Regions from separate parts of the Homo sapiens genome. Here all the other regions are linked to region 2. The links are chromatin loops, found by intact Hi-C in ENCODE. Cell type or tissue: stomach. All regions are shown on one strand. Links, peaks and the distances in the headings refer to the core of each region. The heading gives the core; the rest is flanking DNA. Region 1 has its middle 74 kb from the start of ZCCHC2. Region 2 has its middle 11 kb from the start of PHLPP1. Region 3 overlaps PHLPP1 (PH domain and leucine rich repeat protein phosphatase 1).

What was found. A loop is a pair of places that touch in the nucleus more often than their neighbours do. Peaks named below come from ENCODE experiments on the same cell type or tissue, not always from the same donor. Only the 100,000 strongest peaks of a DNase experiment are listed, where the experiment ranks them.
Region 1: it touches region 2 in a loop (2.8-fold over the local background); 73 of 110 quality-filtered maps call a loop at or near these places.
Region 3: a loop joins it to region 2, with 2.2 times the contacts of the local background. A loop is called at or near these places in 28 of 110 quality-filtered maps.

Annotation. Positions count from the first base shown.
Region 1 is chr18:62,592,918-62,600,273 of GRCh38, forward strand. No RefSeq gene overlaps it. Among named protein-coding and RNA genes, the nearest start is that of ZCCHC2, 74 kb to the left of the region's middle. In stomach, for the core only: no CTCF peak of the experiment used is centred there; a DNase peak (open chromatin) is centred at 3,864; H3K4me3 peaks cover 1,137 bases; H3K27me3 peaks cover 4,645 bases.
Region 2 is chr18:62,701,334-62,708,689 of GRCh38, forward strand. No RefSeq gene overlaps it. Among named protein-coding and RNA genes, the nearest start is that of PHLPP1, 11 kb to the right of the region's middle. RefSeq lists a silencer at 1,179-1,228. In stomach, for the core only: no CTCF peak of the experiment used is centred there; no DNase peak of the experiment used is centred there.
Region 3 is chr18:62,808,162-62,815,517 of GRCh38, forward strand. All of the region lies in intron 1 of PHLPP1 (PH domain and leucine rich repeat protein phosphatase 1), which reads left to right. Among named protein-coding and RNA genes, the nearest start is that of PHLPP1, 96 kb to the left of the region's middle. In stomach, for the core only: no CTCF peak of the experiment used is centred there; a DNase peak (open chromatin) is centred at 4,260; H3K27ac peaks cover 430 bases.

The sequences.
Region 1 (7,356 bases), core at 798-5,797, 110 kb before region 2:
CTCATAAACTTCAGACTGGAGTGTAAAATGGTACAACCACTTTGGAAAAGTTTGGCAGTTCTTAAGTTAAACATACGCCTACTATAATCCAGCCACTCTACTTTTAGGAATTTACCCAAACGAAACAACAGCATATGTCTATGCAAAGATTTGTGTAAGAATGTCCATAACAGCTTTATTTGTATTAGGCTACAAGTAGAAACAACTCAAATCTCCATCAGCAGGTGAAAGAATGGTCTCACCAAACAATGGAATATTACTCAGCAATAAAGGGAATGAATTGCTGAGACACAACATGGTGAATCTCAAAATAACTGTGCCAAGTGAAAGAAGCCAGACAAAATATGAGCACCAGACTGCATTATTCCATTTGGATAAAATTCTGGGAAATGGAAATGACAGGAAGCAGATCAGTGGTTGCCTGGGTGTAGAGGTAGGGGCATGAATGGGGAAACCACAAGGGGACACAAGAAAACTTTTGGATGTGATAGGTATAGTCACTATCTTGATTGTGGTAATGGTTTCACAGGTACATATGTCAAAACATATATATATATATATATATATATATATATATATATATATATATATATATATATATGTCTCCCCGCTCCCCCCGGAGATAGAGTCTTACTCTGTTGCACAGGCTGGAGTGCAGTGGCATGATCTCAACTCAGTGCAACCTCTGCCTTCCAGGTTCAAGTGATTCTCCTGCCTCAGCCTCCTGAGTACCTGGCATTACAGACATGCACCTCCACACCCTGCCAATTTTATATTTTTAGTAGAGATGAGGTTTCACCATGTTGGCCAGGCTGGTCTCGAACTCCTGACCTCAGGTGATCCACCCACCTTGGCCTCCCAAAGTGCTGGGATTACCGGCTTAAGCCACTGCACCTGGCCTCTTTATTTTTTAGAGAGAAGGGTTTTGCTCTGTCACCCTGGCTGGAGTGCAGCGGCACAATCAGAGCTTGCTTCAGCCTTGAAGTCCTGGGCTCAAGTGATCCTCCTGCCTTGGCCTCCCAAGTAGCTAGGACTACAGGTGTGTACCACCACACCCAGCTAAATTTTTCGTATCTTTTTTGTAGAGACAGGGTTCTACTATGTTGCCTTGGCTGGTCTTGAACTCCTGGGCTCCAGTAATGCTCCTGCCTTGGCCTCTGAAAGTGCTGGGATTACAAGTGTGAGCCACTGTGCCCAGCCAAAATTTTTAAATATTGAAATAAAATTTAAGATTTAGCTCCTTAGTTGCACTAGCCATATTTTAAGCACTCAGTGGCCACTTGTGGCTAATGGCTACTGCATTTGACACCAGCAAGAGAGAACATTTTCCTCATAGCAGAAAGTTCTGTTGAATAGTGCTAGTCCTAACGCAGGACCTCCTGTTCCAGGCTAGCAAGGAATTCTCATAAAAAGAATTTTCTTTTGGGCAAAATGTCCCTGCTGCTTTTGTCTGCAAAGCAAAATGGATGATGGGGAGGGACATGTGACAAGCCACCAGGACAGGCCATTACCAGGGGCAGGTGCACAGGTGCATGCCTGTTCCTTCAGCTGTACCATTGGGAACATGGATATTTTGCTTTCTAGTCCTGCTCCTCAAATGTAGTTCACCCCTAGGTAATCCATTTCATGTGAGGAATCTGGGGTCTTTGCCCACTTTATGTCCTGTACCTTTTTTTTTTTTTTTTTTCCTGAGACGGAGTCTCATTCTGTCGCTCAGGCTGGAATGCAGTGGCACGATCTCCGCTCACTGCAACCTCCACCTCCTGGGTCCAAGCGATTCTCCTGCCTCGGCCTCCCGAGTACCTGGGATTACAGGCACCTGCCACCATGCACGGCTAATTTTTGCATTTTTAGTAGAGATAGGGTTTCACCATGTTGGCCAGGCTGGTCTTGAACTCCTGACCTCAGGTGATCTGCCCGCCTTGGCCTCCCAAAGTGCTAGGATAACAGGCATGAGCCCCCGTGCCTGGCCTGTCGTTGTTGTTTTTGAGACAGGGTCTCACTTTGTTGACCTGGCTGGAGTGCAGTGGCACCATCACTGCAGCTTTCAACTCCTTGGCTCAGGCAATTCTTTCTACAGGCACATGCTACCAAGCCTGATTTTGTTGTTGTTGTTGTTGTTGTTGTTTTTTAGACGGAGTCTGGCTCTGTCACCCAGGCTGGAGTGCAGTAGCGCGATCTCGGCTCACTGCAAGCTCCGCCTCCCGGGTTCACGCCATTCTCCTGCCTCAGCCTCCCAAATAGCTGGGACTACAGGCGCCCGCCACTACGCCCGGCTAATTTTTTGTATTTTTAGTAGAGGCGGGATTTCACTGTGTTAGCCAGGATGGTCTTGATCTCCTGACCTCGTGATCCGCCCACCTCGGCCTCCCAAAGTGTTGGGATTACAGGCGTGAGCCACCGCGCCCGGCCTTTTTTTTTTTTTTTTTTTTTTTTTTTAAGAGATAGAGGTATGTATGTATGTATGCAGTATGCATTTATTTATTTAGGAACGAGGTCTCAATCTGTCACCCAGGCTCTGGAGTGCAGTGGCATGATCACAGTTCACTACAGCCTGGACCTCACAGGCTCAAGCAAGTCCTTCTACCTCAGCCTCCCAAGTAGCTGGGACTACAGGTACACACCATCAAGCCTGGCTAATGTTATTTTATTTTTTCATGTAGAGATGTAGTCTTGCTATGTTGCCCAGGCTGGTCTCTGACTCCTGGGCTCAAGTGATCCTCCCACCTCGGCCTCCCAAAACATTGGGATTATAGGCCACAGCCACTGCCCATGGCCCCTGCACCCTTTAGTGTCCAGGGGAAGCTGCAGACCTCCTACGCAGAATGATGTTTTTAAGTGCACCAAGTCATATACATAGAATTACAAAGAAAACCAATGGCATTAAAATACAGTTTTGTCTCCAGAACCTGGCTATACAGAACCAGTCATGTAACTGCGATGATTGGGAATGAGGCCACTCCTTAAACCTATTTTGACAATTTGGCAATTCTTAACCCGGATTCCAGAATACAATCGAACGAGGAGTTTGGCTTCCCTAGAAATCTGTCATTTTTTGGATGAATGAAGGAATGGAAACGACACAGGGACTACGAAGAAAAGCCCAGCCACCTGGCCCTTTCCAATTCTGGCCGCGGACAGCCAGTGCTGTGGCCAGTTTCGCCCGCCCACGCCCTCCTCCCCAAATATATATTTTGAAAATTATTTGTTCAACAAATATGTGTTGGGGTCGTGCCCTCCGTGCTGCCCTGGGACGCGACCGTCACACGGAACCTCCCCTGGGCCTGGGGGCCGCGCTGTGTTGTTTGCGCCGGGACTGCGGAGGACGGCGGCGCGGGCCGGGGCTCTGGGCGGGTTCGCGTTCAGATCCTCGAAGTGGCTCCCTCCGGGACCTCGCTGGCTTTCCTGTTCCCGACCCCTCGGCCAAGCCGTGCGACCGGGTGGGCTCTGCTTCCCCGGGACCCCACTCTGACCCCATCCCCTAAGCCGCTCCCGCGAGCACCTCAGCTCCGCTCCCGCGCGGGTCAGCAATTCGAAGTCCGCCCCAGACCCCTGGGCCTTCGGGCGCCCCCGGAAGCCGCAGGGACTGTCGGACTGAGCGGCCCCCTTGCTTGGGTGGGAGCTGGGGTGCAGAGAGGGGCTGTTCTCGCACCCTTCCGCTGCATCGGTCCCCGGGCCAGTGCGGAGACTCCTCTTTGCGTTTCCAAATCACTTTTACGAACAAAAGAGGCGCCCAGAGGATATCACCCCGGGCGCACCGCCCTCCAGGGGTGTTTGAAACGTGAGCTGTTGTCAGGCCCAGGGCCAAGGATGCTAAATGTCCGGGAAAATGCGCGCGGCAGCCGGCCACACTCAGGACGATGGTCCGTCCCCGAGAGCCAGCAGGGCTGCGGAGAGGAAGATCCAGCCGCCGAGCGCAGCGCGCACGGAGCGGGACGCCTGCGGCGATGCCTGCCCGGGTGGCCGCTGTCCTCTGCCCGGGCGCCGCTGGAGCCGCGCGTCCCCATCGCCGCGCCGGCTAGTCCCACAGGTGCCCGGAGAGGGAGGCACGGAGGCATACCCAACCTTGAGTGCGTCCAGCATACGTGGGTGTGGACGAAGGTGAGAAAGGGTTCTTTCCAAAGGTTCAAGACAGAGCTTCCAGTACCTTCTAAATCCCCAGAAAGTAGTGGTCTAGAAGTTGCTTCTCCGCTTCCCAACGCCACAGGTGAAGGAGCCAGGAATCTCCCTTCCCTGTGGATCGCCTTCTCCTCCCTTTCTGCATGCCCCTGGGATCCTAATCCCATTTGCCTCAGGATTGGAGTCTCAGGTATTGATTTCATCCTGAACTAAGAGGGGAGAGATCTGGACTCTTGTCTGCAAAACAGGCAGGGTCTTGTGTCTAATAAGCACTCAATGAACATCGATGGAATGAATGAGGGGGGGGAACTTCTCCACTCAGGGTTCCCTTTTGTTCCTCTTCTGATCAAGAAATGATGTATCCTCCCAGGGCACATTGATCAGCGGAAATTATGGAGGCTGCACGGCCTCTGGATCTTTCCCCCCTCAAGACAGGAAAAGGACCTTCAAAGCCATTCACTTCCTTACAACAAGCCCCGAGGAAAGGTGGGACGCGCCATTCTGAAAAAGAAAGTAAATGACTTCATTCACTTGTTTTTAAAATGGGACAGATAGGCCGGAGGCGGTGGCTCACACCTGTAGTCCCAGCACTTTGGGAGGTCGAGGCGGGTGAATCACTTGAGGTCAGGAGTTTGAGACCAGCCTGGCCAACATGGTGAAACCCCATCTCTACTAAAAATACAAAAATTAGCTGGGCGTGGTGGCGGGAGCCTGTAATCTCAGGTACTTGGGAGGCTGAGGCAGGAGAATCGCTTGAACCCGGGCGGGGGAGCTTGCAGAGAGCAGAGATCTCGCTACTGCACTCCAGCCTGGGCGAGAGAGTGAGACTCCGTCTCAATAAAAAATAATAAAATAAAATGGGACATATAAAGCATGAGGGCATGTTTATCAGTGAAATTTTTTAACAGAGTTAAAAATTAAAATCCCTGGTCCCCATCCCTGAGTCCCAATTCTCTCCCCAGGGATCTCCATTGTTGGTCTGCTGTGCACCAGCCTCATCTCACTACCCCTTCCCTGCACTCCACCTGTCTTCCTGCGGCCCCACCTGCAGGCCTTGGTGTTTATTATTTCTTCCATCTGGAATGCTTCCCGCTTCCTTTTCCTTTTGAGGAGGCGGGTATTTTATTTTTATTAAGGTATAACATGTATATATATAGTAAAGTGCACATGCCTAAAGCATGCAACTCAATGACTTTTCACATAATTTTTGTTGGTTTGTTTGAGATGGCGTCTCACTCTGTCTCCCAGGCTGGAGTGCAGTGGTGCAATCTCGGTTCACTGCAACCTCCGCCTCCCGGGTTCAAGGGATTCTCCCACCTCAGCCTCCGGAGTAGCTGGGACTGCAGGCGCCTGCCACCATGTCTGGCTAATTTTTGTATTTATAGTAGAGATGGGGTTTCACCATGTTGGCCAGACTGATCTTCAACTCCTGACCTCAAGTGATCCGCCCACTTCGGCCTCTCAAAGTGCTGGGATTACAGGTGTGAGCCACCCCCAATGCTGCCCTAATATTGTACTTATACAGTCTATTCACCCAGATCAAGATATAGGACATGTTCAGCACACCTGAAAGCTCCCTCGTGCCTCCCCCAGTCGGTGCCCTCCCCGGAGGTAACCACTCTTCTGACCTCTATTGCCTGTATTCACTTTGTGCACCTGAATGATCTAATGGTCTTTTGCATCTCTGGTGTTTTTAGTGGGAGTTTATTCGCATCCCGCAGGTTTCAGCTCTTCTCCTTTCCCATTCCTTTCAATGGCATGACGGCGTTTCTTTCCTTCAAACCACTTCTCAGTTTGCAATTTCTGTGTTAGTTTGTTTACCTGTCTGCTGTTTGCTTTCCAGCTAGAAGGTAAGTGTCCTCTCCCATTCACTGCTGTCTCCTGAGCCCCTAGCGCAGTGTCGGCGCACGTAGATATTCAACAAATACTTACTCAATGGATGAGTATGGGAATGAAAGGAAGAAATACTCCAGGCATGAATTTTTGCCGTCCTGAATCTAAAACCAATTTACTTGGGCAAACACTGGCCTATGACTGAGATCTCTGCATTTGTTTTACAAAGACAGTGTTCACCAAATCCAAGTTAGAAGACTTAGAGAAAAATACTGAAGTTATTCCAGTCTGCCTGGAAGCCAAAAGTGGCATCATTCTCACCTTCTGTGATAGGACTACCTTCTCAACCAAGACTAAATTTTCGCTTTAAACTGTTGAATCAGTGTTTTATAAAAGCACTCCACTTTGGCTACATAAAAAGACCCTCAACAGTGGTGTTTCCCCCCCACCTCTCTTTTTACAGTCAGGGTCTCCTTCCATCAGTCCATTGCTGGAGGGCAGTGGTGTGATCATAGCTTAATAGTGGTTATCTCCATTGGGGTGATGGAGGATGATTTTGCTTACTTCCCTTATACTTTGTCATTTTTTATATGGACACATTTTACTTCTTCAAATTTTTAAATAATGTTTAATTGTGGCAAAACACATATAACTTAAAATTTAGCACCTTAACCATTTTTAAGTGTACAGTTCAATAGTGTCAAATACATTCACATTGTTATACAACCAATCACCAGGATGCTTTTCATCTTGCAACTCTGAAACTCTGTACCCATTAAACAACTCCCCATCTCCCTCTCCACTTCCCCCAGCCCATGGCAACCACCATTCTGTTTTTTTTCTCTGTAAATTTGACTACTCTAGGTACCTCACATATGTAGAATTATACAGGATTTGTCCGTTTGTAACTGGCTTATTTCACTTATTGAATTCAAGATTCATCTATGTGGTAGCCTGTGTCAGAATTCTCTTCTCTTTTAAGGCTGAATTATATTCCATGGTATGAATATCCCACCTTTTGTTTATTTATTCATCTACCCAGAAATGGAATGACTGGGTCATGTAGTACTTCTATTTTTAATTTTTTGAGAAACTGCCGTACTTTTTTCCATAGCAACTACAACAACTACATTCCCACCAACAGTGCACAAGGGTTCCAGTTTCTTTACATCCTCACCAACACTTGTTATTTTCTGACTGTTTTTTAATAATAGCCATCCTAATGGGTGTGAAGTGATATCTCATTGTGGTTTTGATTTGCATTTTCCTAGTAACTAATGCTGTTGAGCATTTTTTTCATGTGTTTGTTGGCTGTTTGAATTATCTTTGGAGAAATGTCTGTTCACGTTCTTTGCCCATTTTTTAACCAGCTTGTGTTTTTTGTTGTTCAGTTCTAGTACCTAT
Region 2 (7,356 bases), core at 1,340-6,339:
CCTTGATGTTTAGGAGAAAAGTATTTGTTAACATCTTCTAGGATCTACTTTTTGAACTTTTCATTCCCTGTAGTTGCCAATTCTGCATGTGCTAGTCCTCTAGAAATAGGTTAAACTGAAGCAACTCGATGGAAGGAACTCTCCACAGGGCTTGTTTTCCAAAGAAAAGTATTGCTTGGAGGAGCAAAATTATTAGCCTACTCTAAGCATCATAAAGTGTTCAAAAAATTGGCCGGTTGCGGTGGCTCACGCCTGTAATCCCAGCACTTTGGGAAGCCCATGCAGGTGGATCACCTGAGGTCAGGAGTTTGAGACTAGCCTGGCCAACATGGTGAAACCCTGTCTCCACTAAAAATACAAAAATTAGCCGGGCGTGATGGTGCATGCCTGTAATCCTAGCTGCCCAGGAGGCTGAAGCAGGAGAATCGCTTGAACCCGGGAGGCGGAGGTTACAGTGAGCCGAGATTGTGCCACTGCACTCCAGCCTGGGAGACAGAGCAAGACTCTGTCTCAAAAAAAAAAATAAGATAAAATAACAAAAACTCAGAGCCAGGCTTGCGGATGGAAATGTAGTGCCCGAGTCACATTCTGCTTAAAGTTGTAATGAATACAGATGAGTTAAAAGAGAGAAAAAAAAAAGAGGTAGAGAAAGAATTTAAAATGACAAGTTTTTTAAAGTAAATGCTCTGCAGGCAGGTGTTGTGGCTCTGGTCTGTAACTTCAGTTACTCAGGAAGTGGAGGTGGGAGGATCCCTTCAGCCCAGGAGTTCAAGACCAGCTTGAGCAACATAGCAAGATCTCATCTCAATTTAAAATAAAATAAAAATTTTTAAAAATGAAGTAAATGCTCTATGAAAAGGAAACCCAAGGGCCTAGAGGCAGTAGGAACTGGTTTTCAGTAGTAAAGTTGAGGGGCATGTGGAGTCCATCTTGGCTTTCCTCTGACAGCCAGTGAAGATGGAACCCGTATCCGCACACTGAAGCTGCTCCCTGGGCTTGCTGCATGCCTGCCTGCAGGTTGGTTGAGCTTTGCAGGAAAGCCGCGTTGGCAAGTGTGCCAGGACCCTGAACTGCTTTGGGGACCGACAGAATGCAAGTCTGAGGCCGTAGAGACTTAGGGAGGGGAAGTGCAGCTGCTGTTTGCTGCCAGATGCTGGGTGTGGGTTTGACACTTGCTTCCCCTTGGTGCAGAGAGACTCAGGCCCTCGTTGGTTCAGAGCTAGATGCCATTGAGCAGATACGCTTGCCTGGAGTAAGGCTGGGGGCCTTAGTGGGTGGCGTTGTGGGGGTCTGTGTGTTTCTCCCAAGTCCTACCAAAGACCTCACCTAGGATTGCCACAAGAGCCACATTCAGGGGAATCTCGGGCCCAAATGAGGCTGGGGCCTCTGTCATTTTTCCTGATTCAGCTCCATTCTGTCTCCTGCACCCACGCTCCTCAGACACTGGCACTTCTGTCCCTCCTCCGTTTGGGGCCTAGGGAAGTTTCACCTCCTGGCTAGGAGTGGTAGTACTCTGAGGGGTTTGCCAAATGGCTCATTTAGAATCTGCTTGTGTGGGGAAGGAAAGCAGCAAGTTGCAAAGGAATGAATGAGAGGGCACAAGAGAGGGGAGCTTGGCCTGTGCCACGCTGTGGGGCCAGACTCTTGGCTGGACAGGAGGGGATGAAGATAACGCACACAGCTTGGATCATGTTTCCTCCCATATGACAGTGGAACCACTTCTGGAAGTTTCACCCTTTTTACTATTTATTTTAAACCTGAATAAGTAAATAAAGCCCCTGCCCCCTACCTCAAATCAAAACCCAAAACCTTCCTTGGGGTTTCCAGGAGCAAATGAAATTAAAATGTCTCATCTGATGGTCATCAGGAAGAGTGCTGATGGGTGAGTCTTCTGGCTTCCAAAGGGTGGGGCTAGGGGGTGTGTTGGAGCTTCCTCTTTGCTGCCCTGTGGTAGCTTAAAGCCCCTTTTCCTGGACCTGGTTGTTTTGAGTCAGTTCAGTGGCTTGGCCCTGCCGCCTGGGTCCAGAATTCTTCCCCTACCCCATACTCATTTTTTAACTTATTTTTAATTTTTATTTTTTTAGAGATAGGGTCTCACTGTGTCACCCATGCTGGAGTGTAGTGGTGGAACCATAGCTCACTGTAGCCTTGAACTCCTAGGCTCAACAATCCTCCTTCCTTAGCCTCCCAAGTATCTGGGACCACAGGCATGCACCACCATGCCCAACTAATTTTTGTTGATTTTATAAAAATGTGTTTTAGAGACAGGGTCTCGCTATGTTATCCAGGCTGGTCTTCTGACCCTGAGAGATCCTCCTGCTTCAGCCTCCTGAGTAGCTAGGACTACAGGCATGCATCACTACTCCAGGCTAATTTCTCAATTTTTTTTTTTGTAGCGATGGAGTCACACTATGTTATCCAGGCTGGTCGTGAACTCCTGGGCTCAAGCCGTCCTTCTGCCTCTGCCTCCCAAAGTGTTGGGATTACACATGTGAGCCACCACACCCAGCCACTCATTTTTGACATAACAGTACAAAAGGGTTGATGAACTGTTTTGTAAAAAGAAACAACAATAACAAATGAAAACCAAAAACACCCTCTCTCACTGAGGGAGAGTTGGGTCCATTTTACCCAAGCATTAGGGGGTAAGCCCCACCAATTTGGAGCCACAGTCTTGGTGTCAGAAAGCTTAGGTTTCCATCCTTGTTTTACTCCTTTCTAGCTGTGTGAGCTTAGAGAAGTTACTGATCCTTACTGAGCTCTTCTTTTTTTTTTTTTTGAGATGGAGTCTCACTCTGTCACCCAGGCAGGAGTGCAATGGTATGGTCTCGGCTCACTGCAACCTCTGCCTCCCGGGTTCAAGTGATTCTCCCGCCTCAGCCTCCCGGGTATCTGGGACTACAGGCATGTGCCACCACACCCAGCTAATTTTTTGTATTTTTAGTAGAGACGGGGTTTCACTATGTTGGCCAGGCTAGTCTTGAACTCCTGACCTCGTGATCTGCCCGCCTCGGGCTCTCAAAGTGCTGGGATTACAGGCATAAACCACTGCGCCCGGCCTGAGCTCTTCTTTAAAATGGGAATCGTATGTAACTCTCAAAGGGGTCAAAGGAATTAAATTAGAATATACTCCTGACAGCCCTGGCAGTGCCCTGGCATTGGGTTGCCAGATGAAATTCAGGAAACCTAGTTAAGTTCAAATTTCAAATAAATATGAAGTAATTCTTTCATATGTGCAATTATTGCAAAAACTGTGTGTCCTATAGTTTTATTTGCTAAATCTGGCTACTGCACCCTGGCATATTACAGGAGTTGGTAAATGTTTCCACGTTTTGACTTCCTCATAAGCCCATCTACAAAGGGCTTCAGATGGCCAGGCATGGTGGCTCACGCCTGTAATCCCAAAACTTTGGGGGGCCGAGGTGGGCGGATCATGAGGTCAGAAGATCGAGACCATCCTGGCTAACACGGTGAAACCCCGTCTCTACTAAAAAAATACAAAAAATTAGCCAGGCGTGGTGGTGGGCGCCTGTAGTCCCAGCTACTTGGGAAGCTGAGGCAGGAGAATGGCAGGAAGCTGAGGCAGGAGAATGGCGTGAACCTGGGAGGCGGAGCTTGCAGTGAGCTGAGATTGTGCCACTGCACTCCAGCCTGAGCGACAGAGCAAAACTCTGTCTCAAAAAAAAAAAAGAAGAAAGGGCTTCAGACACTGCCTGATTTCAATGTTGCTACGTTGTGGTTTGAAGGATGGGGAGATAAGGAAGGTGAAGGTATAAAAATTGGCTAAGATCTCAACCTTATGTCCACAAGTAGAAGAGCATAAAAATAGTATAAAAATACTGAAGGCCAGTACAGTGTCCTGCGTGATCACGAATTCACCCTTTATGGTGTGTATAAATAAGTTTCAGGGTCTCCCAATAATTCACCATTATCTAGAAATTTAAAATTCTGTTTATAATGATATGGAAAAGTGCTTATGGCATCATTTTAAGCAAGAAAAGCAGGGAAAAAATGTAGCTACATTGTGATCTCTACCACATTAAACTGCATAGGAGAAAAAAAATCTGGGAGGAAATATGTGAAAATAACTGTGTCATTGGGATTTATGTTCATCCCTGCATCTTTATACCTGGCAATATTATCCAAAGTTTCTATAATGAACTTACTACTCTTAAAATTAATCTGAAAGTTCTCTCTTAAGTTATGTTTATCATTGTTTTACATGATAAATATAACTCTTAAGTTATATTTATCATTGTTTTACATTATGAATACAATTCTAAATGAATTAAACAACTTACGGGAAATATAACTTCAAACTCTTAAGAATGGACGTAATATAGAAATTCAGGGTGTAACAAAACCATATGATCTTTAAAAATACCTTTGTTATGAAATATAACACAAACAGGAAAGTGGATGAAACAAGAATGTACAGCTGAACACGTTTTCATAAAGCAGAGACCCAGGTAACCAGCAAGGTCAAGAACAAGAACACTGTCAGCCCTGCTGAAGCCCAGTGTTCTCTTGCCCAGTCACAATCCCCTCAATTTCCCTAGTCAGTTTGTTATTTACTTCCTTTTCCTTTCGTTTCAGTTTGACCACCTAAATTGTGTTCCTAAAAAACATGTTCTTGAACTTGATATAAATGGAATCATCTGGTAAGTATTCTATTGTGTCTGGCTTCTTTCACCCAACATGCTTTTAAAAAGGTTCACTCATGGCCAGGCATGGTGGCTCACGCCTGTAATCCCAGCACTTTGGGAGGCTGAGGCAGGTGGACTATGAGGTCAGGAGATTGAGACCATCCTGGCTAACATGGTGAAACCCCATCTCTACTAAAAATACAAAAAATTAGCCGGGCATGGTGGCGCATGCCTGTAATCCCAGCTACTTGGGAGGCTGAGGCAGGAAAATCGCTTGAACCCAGGAGCGGAGCTTGCAGTGAGCTGAGATCATGCCACTGCACTTCAGCCTGGGTGACAGAACGAGACTCCGTTTTTTAAAAAAAAAAAAAAAGAAAGAAAAAAAAGATTCACTTATATTGCTTACCACTTTAATTTAAACTTCTTCATTTTTGTTGCCATATTAGCATTTCAAGGTAGAACTATGCTCCTGTTTCTTGATTCATCCTACTGTTGATGTGCAATTGGGTGACTCCCAAGTTTTGGCATGGCAAACTGCTGCTGCTATCAATATCCTTGTCTGCGTCTCCTGGGCCCATGTACTCACGTGAGCTGATGTTTTAGCTTCTGTCAGCTAACCTAACTTTGTGGTAATGAGATTTATATCTATACACATCCACGACTGTAAAAGAAAAAACTGATACAGACACTGGAGTTTGGGGATCTGAAGTTGTGGATCTTGTTGTCATGAATTAGTTCCTATTAGTGACAAATTCATATTTCAGAGGACTAAAAACCCAGCAGTTTTCATACATATCAGAATAAACCTGCTGTTAGTCTAAATGCTTTAACAATTCTTTTAAATGGAAAGAAAAAGTCTGAAAAGTCTTTTTATTTTAGGCCAGATGCAGTGAATCCACCTGTAATCCCAGCACTTTGGGAGGTGGAGGCAGGTGGATCACTTGAGGTCAGGAGTTCAAGACCAACCTGACCAACATGCTGAAACCCTGTCTCTACTAAAAATACAAAAAATTAGCCGGCGTGGTGGCGGGCGCCTGTAGTGCCAGCTATTCAGCAGGCTGAGGCAGGAGACTCGCTTGAACTCAGGAGGCAGAGCTTGCAGTGAGGCGAGATGGTGCCACTGCACCCCAGCCTGGGCGACAGCGAAACTGTCTCAAAAAATAAATAAATAGTCTTTTTATTTCAAAATGATAGCATCTAAATGTGAAGGTTTCTGCTTTGTGACTAATAAAAACATTTGTCAATATTCCAAATTAGACAGTTTTGCTTTGAGTCAGAATTAGAAATTTCTTTGCACCAGAAGAGATTTTAGAGACACTATGTAGTTCAATCCCTTATTATATAAATAGTAAGAAAAAGCTCTTTAAGGTCAAATGTCTTCTCCAGGCCATACTTAGCTAGGGAGTTTAGAACCAGGACTTCTGACTTCTAACCTCGAATGTTATAAAACTTCCTAAAAATATTACATGGCACTACCTTTCAAACTATGGCATGTGTAGGAGACTAAGAATGTTATTATGCCATTGCCACTGTCACTGTATCTGATTTATTAATTAATGCACCCACCTGAGCATGAGCCTGGCTGCTTGATTTTTCTGCCATCTCAATTTTACAACAGAGATATGGGTAAGATCGCAGATATTATGAGGTGAAGAGGCAGTGGTCATATTTTGCAAAATTTTGGTACACATGGCAACAGATGGCTGTAAATTGCTAAATTCTTGAAAGTCACAGCTTGAAAGTTACCGTGACCATCTAGTGCTGACTATGGAATAGTAGTAAGGTGCTGGGGACAGGGACTTCTGTGAAGCTCTGGCTCTGATTCTCAAATGCCAGCTTGAGATCTGAAACTGACCTGGGATGGCATTTTTCTTGATCTTGGTAATAGAAGAGAAAAAAAGGACATATTAAGAAGTTTTTCATAAAGTTAACTTTGTTCAATTTGAAGGACCACTTTTTCTATGCTGAGATCTGTCCTTCCTACTTTTTGTATGTATTAAAATATCCTTTTAAAAATAGTATATATATATATATTTGACATGGAGCTTCCCTCTTTTGCCCAGGCTGGAGTGCAGTGGCGCAGTCGTGGCTTACTACAACTTCCGCCTCCTCGGTCCAAGTGATTCTCCTGTCTCAGCCTCCCAAGTAGCTGGGATTACAGGCGCCCACTACCATGCAGGCTAATTTTTGTATTTTCAGTAGAGACGGGGTTTCACCATGTTGGTCAGGCTGGTCTCGAACTCCTGATTTCAGGTGATCCACCCACCTTGGCCTCCCAAAGTGCTAGGATTTCAGGCGTGAGCCACCACGCTTGGCCAAAATAGTATTTTTTTGAGACAGAGTCTCGCTCTGTCGCCCAGGCTGGAGTGCAGTGGCGCAATCTCAGCTCACTGCAACCTCCACCTCCCAGGTTCAAGCAATTCTCCTGCCTCAGCCTACCAAGTAGCTGGGATTACTGGCACAGGCCACCATGCTTAGTTAATTTTTGTATTTTTAGTAGAGACGGGGTTTCATCATGTTGTCCAGGCTGGTCTCGAGCTCCTGGCCTCAAGCGATCCACCTGCCTTGACCTCTCAAAGTGCTGGGAGTACAGGTGTGAGCCACCATGCCTGGACTCTCCCCTCACTTTTAGTGTCCAACTCCTTCATTAAGAAGCCTTACATTTTAGCCCCCTCATCCTGCACTAGTTGAGAAGGTGATTTGCCAGCCA
Region 3 (7,356 bases), core at 1,333-6,332, 110 kb after region 2:
TGATCCAAGACACTCAATGAATGGAATCATCTTTTCTGAAGATGAGTTAATCTTAGATAAGTAGGAGGAGCCATTAAAGTAGATCTGTGGAGTAGTGGACAGATGACCATAGGAAACTGGATTCAAGTGAAGAAGACTGGGCTGGAGATAGAAATTGGGAAGTTGACAGTATGATGTAATCAATCTGTAATTCAAGTGAAGAAGACTGGGCTGGAGATAGAAATTGGGAAGTTGACAGTATGATGTAATCAATCTGTACTTTACATGATTACATATATTGATAAAATTTATCACGCTAATTATATGCACATGGATACTTTTTAATAGTTCTCTTATGCTAAGTACTTGTCTAAAATAGTCACTTTTGTTTAGAATTCATCTCTCTGTTTTTTTTTGTTTTTTTTTTTTGAGACGGAGTTTCACTCTTGTCGCCCAGGCTGGGGTGCAATGGCACCATGTTGGCTCACTGCACCTCCGCCTCCTGGGTTCAAGCGATTCTCCTGCCTCAGCCTCCTGAGTAGCTGAGATTACAGGCATGCGCCACCAAGCCCGGCTAATTTTTTTATATTTTTAGTAGAGACGGGATTTCTCCATGTTGGTCAGGCTGGTCTCAAACTCCTTACCTCAGGTGATTCACCCACCTCGGCCTCCCAAAGTGCTGGGATTACAGGCGTGAGCCACCGTGCCTGGCCTGGAATTTGTATCTCATGTGATTCCCTAGTACACTGTACTTTTTCTATTATAGTTTCTACAAAATTATACTGCAGTTGCCTGGTTATTATTTTACTAGACTTTAAGTTTTTTGAGGGCTGGAATCTGTGTTGTTGCCTGCCTACTGCCAGGTATAGAGATGCTCATGTAGATCATATAAAACTCAATTTAATATGAGTTGAAATTTAATAGAGTACCAGAATATTAAATCTTTCTAAATGTGAATTTTTAAAAATATATGTTTTATTTGAAGGCTAGAAGCCACCGCCGTTCCATTTTTAAACAAAACTGTCGTTTCAAACAAAAAAATAACTGAATGTTCTATTCTTTCCACTTTCTTTTCCCCTGAGGAGATTACCTGTGGGGAAGACAAGGCCTAAGTGGTATCACAATGGAAATTAAGTCAGAACCTTGTAATTATTATTTTAGGGCTCCAAATCATTAATTTGAGAAAACCTCAAAAGTAATTCTGCTGTGAATATCTCATCCCATCCAAAGTTGAGTATTTCTGCAGATATACACAATATAAGTATCAAAAAGGTAACAGGCCAGGTGCGGTGGCTTATGCCTGTAATCCCAGCACTTTGGGAGGCCGAGGTAGGTGGATCACAAGGTCAAGAGATGGAGACCATCCTGGCCAACATGGTGAAACCTCATCTCTACTAAAAATACGAAAAAAATTAGCTGGGCGTGGTGGTGGGAGCCTGTAGTCCCAGCAACTCCGGAGCCTGAGGAGGGAGAATCACTTGAACCTGGGAGGCGGAGCTTGCGGTGAGCTGAGATTGCGCCACTGCACTCCAGCCTGGCGACAGAGCAAGACTCCATCTCAAAAAAAAAAAAGTCATTGGCATTTCTCAGTATGTCTTACAACTCAATGAATGTTGGGGCACTATTTTTTTAAAAACATTCTGTTTTTACCCTAGATGCTGGTTAAATGAATGTTTGCCAAATAATTATGTTCTCTTCAGTGTTTTACAATGAATATGCGGATCTTTTGTACATGTATTAACATTTTAGTTCACTTTCCAGTTGGTTTATTTAATTGGTGGATACTAGTTCTATTTGGTGTTGTGAGTAGGTTGCAAAAGTTTATAAGATTGTTGAATATGTAAGATTGTGATAGTCTGCAGGGTCCATCTTCGTGGTTTTTAAGTCTTTTCTGAGTGCTAAGAGAGCTTCTCTAGTTAAATAAACAGCAAGACTTGTTTAACTTAGAGCTGAAGTGGTAACACTGGTACAGTCTACTCATACACTGATGATTGGACCTTAGTCAAGAAATTGCCCTACTACAGACAAAAATCACTGTGTCCTTTGTGTATCTATAGTAGTTTGAATTTCCAGATACAGTGCATAGAGGCATGATACTTTGGTCTTCTGGGGCATTTGACTTTAATATTTAAAAGTCAAAATGCCATATTTCCCTAGCAATCTATTTGGAGCTTTGCTGGTAAGAAGTGCTTGATCTCAGGTAAGATTTAGTGATTAAGTAATTTTTTTTTGTGGTAATCTTAATACAGTATTCCTCTTTTATCTTGGGAGAATTTGTTCCAAGACTCCCAGTGGATGCCTGAAACTGGGGATAGTACTGAACCCTCAATATACTGTACTTAGGGTTTTTTCCTATATAAACATACCTGTGATAAAGTTTAATTTATAAATTAGGCACAGTAAGAGATTAACAACAATAACTAAGAATAAAATAGAATAATTATAACAGTATACCATAATAAAAGTTATATGTACGTGGTTTCTTTCTCTCTGAAAATATCTTACTATACCATTCATATGTTCTGACTCAGGTTGGCTGTGGGTAACTGAAATCACAGAAAGCGAAATCATGGATAAGGGGGACTACTGTACTCTCACTGCATTATATTGAAAATACGTTAAAGCAATACTGAACAAAGGTAGTACTATAAATAGTTATTTAATTAAAAATAAAAACGTTGTAAAACCAAAGAAAATTAGACTTATTTAGATCGGAGGTCAGTAGTGTAGGAGTTTATTGTCCCCCAATTCTGTCCAGCTAAAACCTCAGAATGTGACCTTAGGGTCTTTACAGACATAATTAGTTAAGATGAGATCATACTGGATTATAATGGACCCTAAATCTAATTACTGGTCCTTATAAGAAACAAAGAGGACACATGGAGATATAGAGAAAAAGGTGATGTGAAGACAGAGGCAAGGATTGGAAAAACCTATTGGTGTTTTGCTGGGTTTGAGAATGTCCGGAAAAGTTGCTCATTCCTGTGGGAAAAATAATTCAGTAGTAGAAACATGCTTATTTTTGCTCATTTTGATTGATAGCTGGTTTAGAGCTGCTGGCTAGAAAGAAATGGTAACATTAAATAGGGATCTGGAGTCAGAAAATTCATGCTATTTGACCTAGCAGTTTATAGAATAAAAGATCAGAAACAATCTTGAACAATAAAGAAACTGGTAAACAAATGATAACTTATGGAATATTTTGCAGTCCTTTAGATATAAAATGACAACTTAGAAAGGTGTGTATGATACAAAGGTGTGTGAAGGGGTTAAAGCAGGATGTAAAGTTGTGTATATGTAATGATTACAACTATGTAAAAAGGTATGCAAATTTTTAAAATGGACGAAAATTCACCAATCCGTTTACTATGAAGATAGTAGGATTATGGTTATGTTGTTGTGTCTTTTTTTTTTTTTTAACTTCCTTTTCTTTTAAACTTTTGTTAATGGGGCTGTATTTATAGTAATTAGAAAACATTTAAGTGAGAACTCTATGGATTTTGTGTGTGGTTCTAAGAAGTTTTAAAACAAAGCTTCTAAAATTTCCAAAAGGTAAATCTTAGTAATAGGCTAATTATAGGAGGTTTTATAATTTTTTAAAGAGATTCCTAATAAGTTGAGAGAAGCCATCTATTTGGAATGGGTTTAAGGTATTTTTCTGATGTCATGTCTATACAAGATAGCTTCTTAAGGTCAGTTTTTGAACTTTTGAATCCAGACTCAACATATTTAATGTGATCAGCTTTGTAGGGAAAAGGGCAGTGAGTTGATTATTATCTAATGCAGTAGAGAGGAGTGGAACATAAAGTTTTTAGGAAATTGTTTTGCTCTTGGAATTTTTGTTTATAAAAGACTAATTTAAACAATAGCTGTGTATTACACAGTAGAAAGTAAACTCTATAACCCAACCTCCTAGTTAGAACCACTGGAAAAGAATTTTTAATTATATTGGGACTTATATGATTGTAGGGACGTGGCTCTTAATCATTGTCTGAAGTCATCTTGGCCGAAGTCTGTTTGCAGCAAAGAAAATGGAAATATAGTTCGTTTTTTCACCGTTTGAAGAGAGAGAAACAGTGGTGTAGATTATCCCAAAATCATTCATGCTTGGCTTTCGAATTTTTATTTTATTATGTACTTAGGAGTGTGTGTATGCTCAGAAGAAACACCACAGCACTCCTGATAAAAGCATGTCACAGTGAAAACTTGACTCAGTTGGAGCTGTGGAGCTGTCTAGCGTCATCATCCTGATTTCCACACACACAGCAGTGTGCATCACCTTTGACACAGTCATAGTTCTTATCTAAAGGAGGTAGCTACGTATGTTTGTTCCTTTAGAGGAGTTAAGAGTAAATAGGGGTATACTGGACCTTAGACATTCCAAGAGTTAACATTGAGTCATTCCTAAGGCCTCTAAATCCTCATGACAGAGTGTAATTGGTAATTTTTCTGAGGCTGAAATTTGAGTTAAGCCCACCCTGAGTGAGGCCTGCTGCCCAGCTTCATTGTTTCAGCGAAGTTCAGTTGTGTCTCCTTGCTCATGACATTGCACACTTTAACTTTTGTGCCTGTGACCTTTTTTTTTTTTCCTATGGAAAAGTACCACAAAAATAAATTCAGCTGGGAAGGCGGTGATTAAAATCCTGAAGTCTACAAAAGTGATGGTTTCTAGGTGGAATATAGAAGTTGTAGGTAACTTCAGAATGTTGAATGTGGTGGAAGCTAAACCTACGGAACTGAACAGGTCTACCATCTGTTACAATGGAAGTGACAGCAACAAGAAGTTAGTGAAAGTGTTTCAGTGATTATTCCAACCAATGAAAATATTGCTCATCAAATAAGAAAGAAAACTTGAGAATGCTGAAAGGACTCTTAAGGTATTGTGTGAAGTTATGCACAGGAAATGTGAGAAGTAACAGATGGTGAAGACATTGAACTGACAAGTGAAGGTTGATTTTGCAAATTTCAAATATGTTTTGCCAGATATGAAGTTAATAGTGGGAGGCTGCCCCAACTCACTATATATTGCTCCTGGAACTGAGCTGAAGAAGCTCATAAAAGGGAGGAAGGGCTATGGTTTGTATGAATTCAAAATTGTAATGAAACCCACATTTGAAGAAGATACCTTCTCATACATCCCAAACATACACATCCCAAAAAGAGATGTGAGCATCAGGCATTCGGGACTACTGAAGAATAATTGTGATCTGTCCATGGAATCGTGTAATGGAGGGAACTTTAAAGATGCCTGAGAACTGAATCTAGTTCCTTTTGAGGAAGAGAGATGGAGGAAGGAAGGAAGAAAGAGGGGAGTGGAAAGTTTGGGCAGCACCTGATCTCTCATCCATTATGCCCCACGTTTGCCTCACTCTTCTCTCTGACCTGATTTGCTTGCTTCTTTGGTCTAGGTATAATCAACCAAATCCTGATGATCCACCAGGTCAAGTTGGTTAGTTATGTTAGTAACATAATACTGTAACTTGGTGGGTCTCAAGTTGTGGTCCCCACACCTGCAACATCTGCAAAATCTCACGCTCCTGCCCAGAACTATTGAATGAGAAACTCTTGAGTGGCAGAGCCCCTCAATCTCTGTTTTAGCAAGACTTCTAGGTGGTTTTGGCACATGCTCAGGTTTGAAGCCTTTCGTTCTAACTTGTCTTCATTCAGCCTTTCCCTTTCAGCATTTTAATGTATTATTTCCTGCACCACTACACAAACATACAATCAGTGATCATGTTTATGATTTTGATGTTGTATTATTTTAAAAGTTCATGGCTCATTTTACTATAGTTTATGTGAGAATTTTCTTTGGTGGATTTTTTTTTTCCTTTTTAATTACTTTAGCCCTATGTTTGCAGAATCTTTAGAGATATAAAGGGGTACTATTTTTCAGGTACCAGTTAATCAGTATTATAAAGAAAACTGTAATCTGTAGGCATATTCAGGAATTTAGAGATTATCAAAAGGTTCAGGGCATGACATTTGTCCAGGATAAGTGTCTATGGTAATTTGGGAGATATAAATAAACCTAATCAAATTGAATAGCTGTCAGTAAGAAGCAAGATTTACTGGGCAGTTGACTTCATATATTTTGATCTGATGCATAAATTAACCCTCCCAAATCTATTTAGCAGCTGGTTGTCATTTCCATTAGCTAAAAAGCAGTTAGTCTTAAATCTGTTTCAAAGCTCCTGCCAGCACTCCTTGCTGAGCTTCTTTTAGCTTCTTAGCTCTGAGACAGAATTCCCAGATGCAGTTTAGTGCTCCCCTAGACCTCTTACGGAGTCATTTCAATCCTTCTCCTAGCTCTTGAAATGACCCTAGGCAAGTAATTTAATTCATTCTTTCTGTCACTGGTCATAGTGAAGAAGGATTTAAGGATTTATATGCAATAAGAAACATGCTTTAGAGTTTTATCAGTCTAAGCTCTGAAGATAAAGAGGGTGAGGTGAGAGTTGAGTGTTTTCACTCATTCGACCATTTTCAGCTCCAGGGACATGGTAAATTCTTCCAGTAGCTTTATATAGTGATCATACTTTTCTTAGATTTTGGTGCATTATTTATCATGAGTACTTTCACTCTCTTACATTTTGGAAATTCTTGTGATTGCTTAATGTGTTGTTCTTATTCTTGTTTTTGACCATTTCTAGTTGTAGTAGATTTATACAAAGTCCTATAAATTTTGTAGGCTCTTTTAGGGAAGTGTAGGTTATTAAAGTTTTACTGTGTTCAGTAAATAGAATTATGTGAAACCAACACAGTAAAGTTGTGAGGTTTTGCCCCAAAACTTAGTAGTTTAAAACACCAAACATTTATTTCTGAGTTAGGAATTCAGGAATGGCTTAGCTTAGTGGTTTAAACACCAGACATTTATCTCTGAGTCAGGAATGCAGGAGTTTCAGGAGTGGCTTAGCTGTGTAGTTCTGGATCAGGGTCCATCTTGAAGTTTGCAGTCTGGCCCTAGGGGCTGGAGTTCTCTGGATTTGACCGTGGCTGGAGGATGTTTCTTTTTTTTTTTTCCTCTTTTTTTTTTTTTTGACAGAGTCTTGCTCTGTTGCCCAGGCTGGAGTGCAGTGGCGCGATCTCTGCTCACTGCAAGCTCTGCCTCCCAGGTTCACGCCATTCTCCTGCCTCAGCCTCCGGAGTAGCTGGGACTACAGGCGCCCGCCACCACGCCCGGCTAATTTTTTGTATTTTTAGTAGAGCCGGGGTTTCACCGTGTTAGCCAGGATGGTCTCAATCTCCTGACCTAGTGATCGCCTGCCTCAGCCTCCCAAAAGTGCTGGGATTACAGGCTTGAGCCACCGCGCCCGGCCTTGAGGATGTTTCTAATATGGCCTGCTCACATGGCTGTTGTTAGGAGGCCTTAGTTCCTTG